Linked DNA regions of Mus musculus: region 1 is linked to region 2. A link is a contact called in ENCODE Hi-C or POLR2A ChIA-PET data. All regions are on one chromosome and are shown on one strand. Each heading gives the region's core, a stretch centred on a gene start or an enhancer-like site at or near the end of the contact. The rest is flanking DNA. Distances are from core to core; before and after follow the strand shown.

The links. Hi-C counts contacts between places; a loop is a spot of excess contacts on that map. ChIA-PET counts read pairs that join two places held with the same protein, here RNA polymerase II (POLR2A).
Region 1: a map of gastrocnemius shows a loop between it and region 2 (1.9-fold over the local background). The contact joins the enhancer-like site here to the promoter of Klc1 in region 2. A Hi-C loop is called at or near these places in 2 of 37 maps with a recorded cell type or tissue (gastrocnemius and heart). POLR2A ChIA-PET finds 5 or more read pairs at or near these places in 2 of 5 experiments (both embryonic stem cell).

What each region holds. Positions count from the first base shown.
Region 1 is chr12:111,794,165-111,797,664 of GRCm38, reverse strand. Klc1 (kinesin light chain 1) reads right to left here. Exons shown (of 16, transcript NM_001025360.2): 14 at 1,987-2,117. Among named protein-coding and RNA genes, the nearest start is that of Xrcc3, 18 kb to the left of the region's middle. Within about 2 kb of position 1,913, at least 2 of the 3 ENCODE cell types and tissues checked have a DNase peak (open chromatin) inside an H3K27ac peak, as active enhancers do; they include gastrocnemius, where a contact is called at or near this core.
Region 2 is chr12:111,757,130-111,760,320 of GRCm38, reverse strand. Klc1 (kinesin light chain 1) reads right to left here and starts at 1,472. Exons shown (of 16, transcript NM_001025360.2): 1 at 1,279-1,472.

The DNA of each region.
Region 1 (3,500 bases), core at 664-3,163, 37 kb before region 2:
TTCCCCCTAAGAAACGTAGCAGTCAAGACAACAGTTCCTTTGCTGCACCCACTCACATACAAGTGCAACAGTAGGGGCATCTGCCCAGCATAAGCTCGACCCTGGATTTTACCCCAAGTACTCAGCCTAAGCGAAACCGCCAGCATCCTCCATGCTCCCTCTCAGTGCTGGAATAAACAAAGTTTGATCCCACGGGAGCTGCTGCCTGCCTTTCTGGCTCTCTTGCTACCTAAAGCTTGGCATCCCATCAGCCCTGAGGCTGCCGGCATGGCTCCACCCCAGGCAGAGGCTGCAGGAGGCAGTCTGCCCCACAGACTTCCACAGTGTTCAGACAATGAAGCTTCCACGTCTTCACGGATGTTATGAACTCCTCAGACCCTCTCCACAACTACTAATAAAAATCATAGTGTGCCTCTGCCTCAGGCCAACCTGTCTCCCAGATCTACTATGAACCCAGAGAGCTTTCTGAGGGACATAGCCAAGATTGTGACACATGCACAAGGTTAGCTGGGGCACAGTAGCCCCAGGCCCAGCTGACAGTGCGGCGTGGGGCCTAAGGCAATGACCCTGAGAATGGAAGTGGACACTTTCAGAAGGCATAAGCCAACAGAACAGCTCAGAAAACACTTTCATTTCCAACACGTTCCCCAAATACTGCACACTCCTAGCCGGCCGGAGCCTGGGAGTGTCCTGAGCAGTGGGGTGTGACCAGGGACACCTTTTCAAACTGCATCCCTGTGCGTTTCTACTGAGCAGGTTCTGTCCAGGAAGTCTGGGACATAAAGAATGACTGAGGAGGCTCCAGAGAATGTCCCCAGTGGGGCAGCTGCCAGCACAGAGGGACGAGGCATAGCAGCTTGTTACAGAGCAGCATTAGCCCGAGAGCCTTCCCTGTGACCCTTGTAGAAAATCCCTTTAACAACACGGACACCTCCACTCAAAGCCCCGTGACTTTCATGCCTCTCCTTAAACCAGCAAAGCCCAGAGCTTTGAAAATCTACAGGTGTGCCTTTTAACAAAGTCACAAAACTCAAACCTCATCAGAAACCACTCTTGCCCCACAATCCCTGGCTGTCAGTGTGACCACAGCTTTCCTTCTGGACGGTGAGTTTTGAAGGAGTCACGCCAGTGCTAACTTAGAGAGAAATGATGCTGCACGCACTGGGGGTGCCGACTCAGCAGCTCAGTGGGTGTTGTGTGCACAAGAGCATGTACGTGTGTGCGTGTGCATGAGTGTGTGTGCACATGAGCGTGTGTGTGCACATGTGTGTGCAGAGTCCCCAGGTCATCTTCAGAGTCCTCTATCACTCCTCCCCTTAAGACACAGTCATTGAACCTGGAGCAGACCACTTAGGTGACTGGCTGGCCAAAATCTGATTTCCTCCACCTGCCCTAATCCTGGGGCTAGACACACACACACTCACACACACACACACACACACACACACACACACCATGCCCCTCTGCATGAATGCTGGGGATGCAGACCCTGATCCTCAGGCTCGAGTGGCAAGCACTTTACACGTGAAGCCAATTTTCCTGGGCTGTGTGTGTCAGAGAGCCAGTTCTCTCCTGCCGTACCTGCCTACCTGCCGTATGGACCCTGAAGGTTGTGAGTGCCTTTAACACCCGATTCATTTCCTGGCCCCATTTTAACTCTGAGGCAGTCTCACTAGACCCTGTGCTGCCTCTCAGACACTGAGATCACAGGTGCGACCCACCATGCTAGCTCAGGGTCGGGAGACTAAACCCCCACCCACCATCAAGGCTTTCTCTGAACAGAATCAAGGCGCTCCACCGCTCCCTTTGAGCCTCGACCAGCCAGCTTCCCAACAGCTCCTCAACCTGCCCTGGAAAGCAGCAGGCGGAGCACCCGACCGACCGACCGCTCCTGGGACCAACCCTGAGTTCCAGGAAGGCTGCCTCGGATGGGCTGCGGCTCGGAACCAACACTGGCGGGAAGGGGCGCGCTCGGGAGATAGTTACCCAGGGTTCCTCGGCTCACTGTCCCGTGAGCTTCCTCCCTTCAGCTTCCTAACCAGCTTCTCACTGCTGCGTCTAATGGAAGCCCGGAGTTTGCTAAAGGAGCCACTGCGCTTTAAAGATCCAGTGCCATCCTGAAAAACACGTGAACAAGTGTAACGCTGTGGGTGTCCCCTCCTGCCCCATGCTCAGCCCAACAACCCCAACTGCTGCCAGGCACTGGCTGGCACGTGAGTCCTGCCAGAGCCAGCAGCCTGCAGTGAGCACAGACATGTTACAGACAACACCCGGTCAGGAATCCTGGAAATGAAGGATCCATGCAGAGGCAGCCACATTCCCAAGGGAGAGTGAGCCCGAGGCTGTCCCAGGACAAAGGACAGCACAGGGTCACGAGAACTAAGGCATCCTCAAGCCAAGTGTGACTCCATGTCACATGAGCATGTGTGCCCCGGCAGGACACCAGGCCTCACACAGGCAGTATACTCCCGACAGTTTCACCCCCACAGCTGCAAGTTTTTAATAAAATGCTCATTTTTATACAAACGCCAGAAGTCTTAGATGCCTGAAGAAAAGCAGCCAGCTGTCCCCATGACCAACTCAGACACTACGGAAACACCTGGCCGAGACTGGCCGAGAAGTCAAGTGCAGAGGGACCTGTGCACAGCAGCACGGAGTTTCAGAACGGCCCTCAGGGGATCCCAGAAACTGACTGCTGCTAGAGCCCACGCAGCGCTGCGCCCAGAAGAGCAAGAAATGTACAGAGCAGACAGACACAAGACACAGGTCAGTTGGAGTGAGTTTATTAGAAGTTAGAAAGACACATACACACATCACGGAGCACTTCAGATTAGTAGAGAAAAGCAGAATTCAAATTTCCACACCAAGACTACACAGCAAATCTACGTCAGTGTGTCCTGGGGAGGCCCCGCGCAGGGCACCGGCCAGGTCTCTAAGTACGACAGGGACGTGCAGCACATGCCTCACTCCTACAGCTCAGTGACTGCACAGGTCACCATCATGCCACTGTAATAAACCTGCGTGACACTAAGGCCTGTCTTCAAGGTGAACAGCTACTCTCTCTTAACTGTTAAACTTGTTGTTACACATTAATGGGCTTATTAACACGGTTGATATCTCTAAGTACATATCTGGCAAAGCTACATGTATCCAGAAATCAAGAACCCAAAAGGACGGCAGCACCGCAAGGAAGGGCCCGTCCCAGAGGTGCGGCTGACACGCCCCTAGGGCTGCTAGACAGCGGAGGGACAGCACTGGAGGGGCCGCAGGAGGCGCTGCCCGTCCCGCCATGCAGGAGCAGGGGGAGGCACCGGGCGGGCGGCTAGGCCTGTCAGACAGAAAGAGAGAAGCAGATGAGGCCACAGCAGCAGGAGTGACAGCCCCGCCCGCCCGCCCCGCCCGCCCCACAAGCCTGCTCTACAGTATTTCTAGGTCACACATCTCAGCGGCAGGCACTCTGCCCAGCAGCCCAGGCACTCCTGCCACACTCGGCTGGCACA
Region 2 (3,191 bases), core at 223-2,722:
ATGGTATATAAATTTCTTGTTCTCATGCTTTTTAAAGACATCATTTTTGCAAGTACACCAGATCACCAATAACATAACAGTAGCAGGTAGTAGCAATTCCAACACAACACAGCTGGAAACGGCCTGCAAACTTCATTATAATGCCATCCACTCGGTCACATATTAATATTACTTTATTAACACCTTAATTTTTTTTTACGGGAAGGGGGCTCCACATGTAACAAGGAAAAGCACTCCAGGCCGGGCACATTCAGGTCACAGGGAGATTCCACACCCGGCCACTGAAAGAAAGAGACTGGCTGGCCACTGGCCATGGACCACAGCATGACAGCACGCCACCCAGGGCGGTGCCGGGGAGAGGTGGGGGCTAGAAGGGCGGGGAGGCCTGAGACAAAGCCAGTCGGCTGACCCCCAACACACACACTACCACCACCACCACCTCTTCAGGACCTCAGCAGACAGGCTTTGGGTCCCTTAAGCCCACAGCTGCCATTGGAAGGCCGCCCCCGCCCCGAGGCCCGAGTCAGGGCGGGGCCCTGAACACAGATGGGACAGAAGCCTGAGGGACACAGGAGGGGAGTGGAAGAGAAGGGGCAGGAACAGAAGTCTAGAGTGCAGGCAGAGAGAGCTGAGCCCCAAACCTAGAGGGTCACGGACGAAGAAGGGACAAGGACCTCAACTCAGAGAGGGACAGGCAGAGATAGGACAGGACCCGAACCAGAACAGGAAGGGAAGGGAGAAGAGCCTCAGCCTGGATGTACAGGCAGAGAGATGACGACAAAGACCCCAGCCAGGAGGGGCGCAGCCAGTGACAGGGAAGGGACCCAAAGCAGGGGCGCAGGTAGACAGGGACAAGGACCGCAGATTGGAGGAGCGCAGAGAGGTGACAAGAGACCCGAGCCTAGAAAGGCGCAGGCGGAGAAAGGACAGAAACCCCTGCTGGATGTGCACAGGCTGAGAGAGGACAAGGACCGCAGACTACTGGCGCGCAGGCAGAGGTGACAAGAGACCGGAGCACGGAGGGGCGCGGACGGAGCGGAGAGGAGAGGGAACCCCAGGGTGCAGACAGGGATGGAAAGGCCAGGGAGGGGACTGGGTTCGGGCGGAGGAGCAAAATCGCAGCCTGGAAGGGCCGGGTGCAGATGCGGCGGTGGACGGAAAGGTCCAGAAGCCTCAGCCCGGAGGATGCAGGCGGGAAGGGGTCGCGGCCGCGTCTGGAGCACTGCGCACCAGCCGCGCGGAGCCCGGGGCGGGGCGGGGACCAGGCCGCGCACTCACCGTCCGATCGGGAGAGTCGCGCTCGTCGCGCTGTCACAGGCCGAGGCCGCGCAGAGCCCAGCCGCCTCAGCAGCAAGCGGCGCCTCCGCAGCCGCCCCGCAGCATCCTCACCCTGACCCGCGCTCCGCAGCCTCGCGCCACCCTCCGCCGCCGAAAATGGCGTCGCCGGCGCCGCGCCCGCCCCACAATGCTGTGCGCCGTGACGTCACCCGCCCTCGCGCCGCCGGGCGGGGCTCAGGGGAAACTGAGGCTGGGGTCCGCAGCCCGGAGCTCTCCAGGAGCCTCTCTAATCTGTGTGTGGTGGCCTCAGACCGGGAGGCTTCCCTCGCCGCGCCTCCACCCGTGGAGGACGGGAAGATCGCCAGGCGGCCAGGACCCACCCTCTGCGGCTCGCTCCTGGCCGCAGCTCTCGCTCGACCTCCAGCCTGGCCCAAAGGGCAGGCTTGCCAGCTCAGGTTGCTCCTGAGCCTCGCACAGCCGCCTGGCACCCCAACTGCAGGCCTGACTCAGCAGCGGGTTGGAGGGGACGCTGAGTCAGTGGCAAGGCCGAGCTTGCCTGCCACCGGCTTGGGAACCCTCCAGGTGCCTTTAGACGTTTCCAGAATGGCGCGGTTGTATTACTAACGGGGAGGGGTTGCGAATGCCCACAGCCTCCCCACCTTGGGAAACGCTTCCCTCTTCTGATGGTATTGCCCAGAACCTGCTGCGGTCCTCCACCCTGCACTTATACCTACCAACATCAGGGAGGCAGGTGCTTTTGATCTTAACAAGCAGATCCAGTTACTTTGACCTCCTAGAAAATTCAAAGGCTGGCCAATAAAGGGGCAGCTCCCGTGGGGAGCGCAGCAGCCCATGTTGGCCTAAGGAGAGGCTGTGGGTTCAGTCTTTACTGCAGGCTTCACTTGCCCCAGCACACAAACTGCTGCTTGGATGTTGGGTGTCGCCGGCTCTTCAGCCACTGCCATACATCTGAACAAAGCATATGACGGCCCCTGCCCAGGTGGTGTTGGAAAGAAAAGAGTAGGCTAAGCGGGAGCCCATTTCTTTCCCATGGGTCAATCACTGCCCCTCCGAGTCCTGTATATGCACACACTTCTTCAGCAAGCAAAGGGCTTTTTTGTTTCATCTGTCCCTGCCATTGCTTTGTTCAAGCTTTATCATCTCGTTCTTTTGCCCCTTCAACTGATATCCACTAAGTTCCCAAGGTTCTCACAGGAAGACCCAGGTACATAAAGTGGCAGATGGTGTCTGCTGGCCAGCTCCCATTCCAATGAGAAAAAACAAGCTCAAACAGAATCTGACTTGTTGAAAACAGTAAAATTGCAGGCAGAGTGGTGAGGGAGTGGCACATGACCCAAACTCCAAGGTCAGAAAATTGTGCTGACACACACAGGAAAGAACAGGACCACGGAACCAGCGTAGAACACTCCATTAAATCTTGAGACAGGAGCACCCCTGCTGTGTTGGGGAGGAGGAAAGACCAAGCTAATCAACCCTGCTGCAGACATACATCACTCTCAGCATGAGCATAAAACTCCTTAGCTTGGTCTACAAAGGCCACAGGACCTAGTTGTACTAAGGTCACTTTACCCTGTCCCTAGCTGCCCTCACCTGTCCTTTAGTTTTCTCTGCCACACCCAGTTCAACATCCCCCTGCCTAGACTGTTGTGTGACTTCCCATGGAGAAATAAAGAGACATCTATCCTTTCAGGGGCTAACGGTTAAGAATGCTTGCTGATCTTTCAGGGGACTGGAGTTCTGTTTCCAGCAGGCACATTGGGTGAATGCCCACAGTAGCCTCTAACTCCAGCTCCACTGTACCTGTGGACCTCTTCTGGCCTCTGTGACACCTGCATACATGGGCACACCCGCACATACATGAATATGAATCTTTGAAAGATATATAAATATCT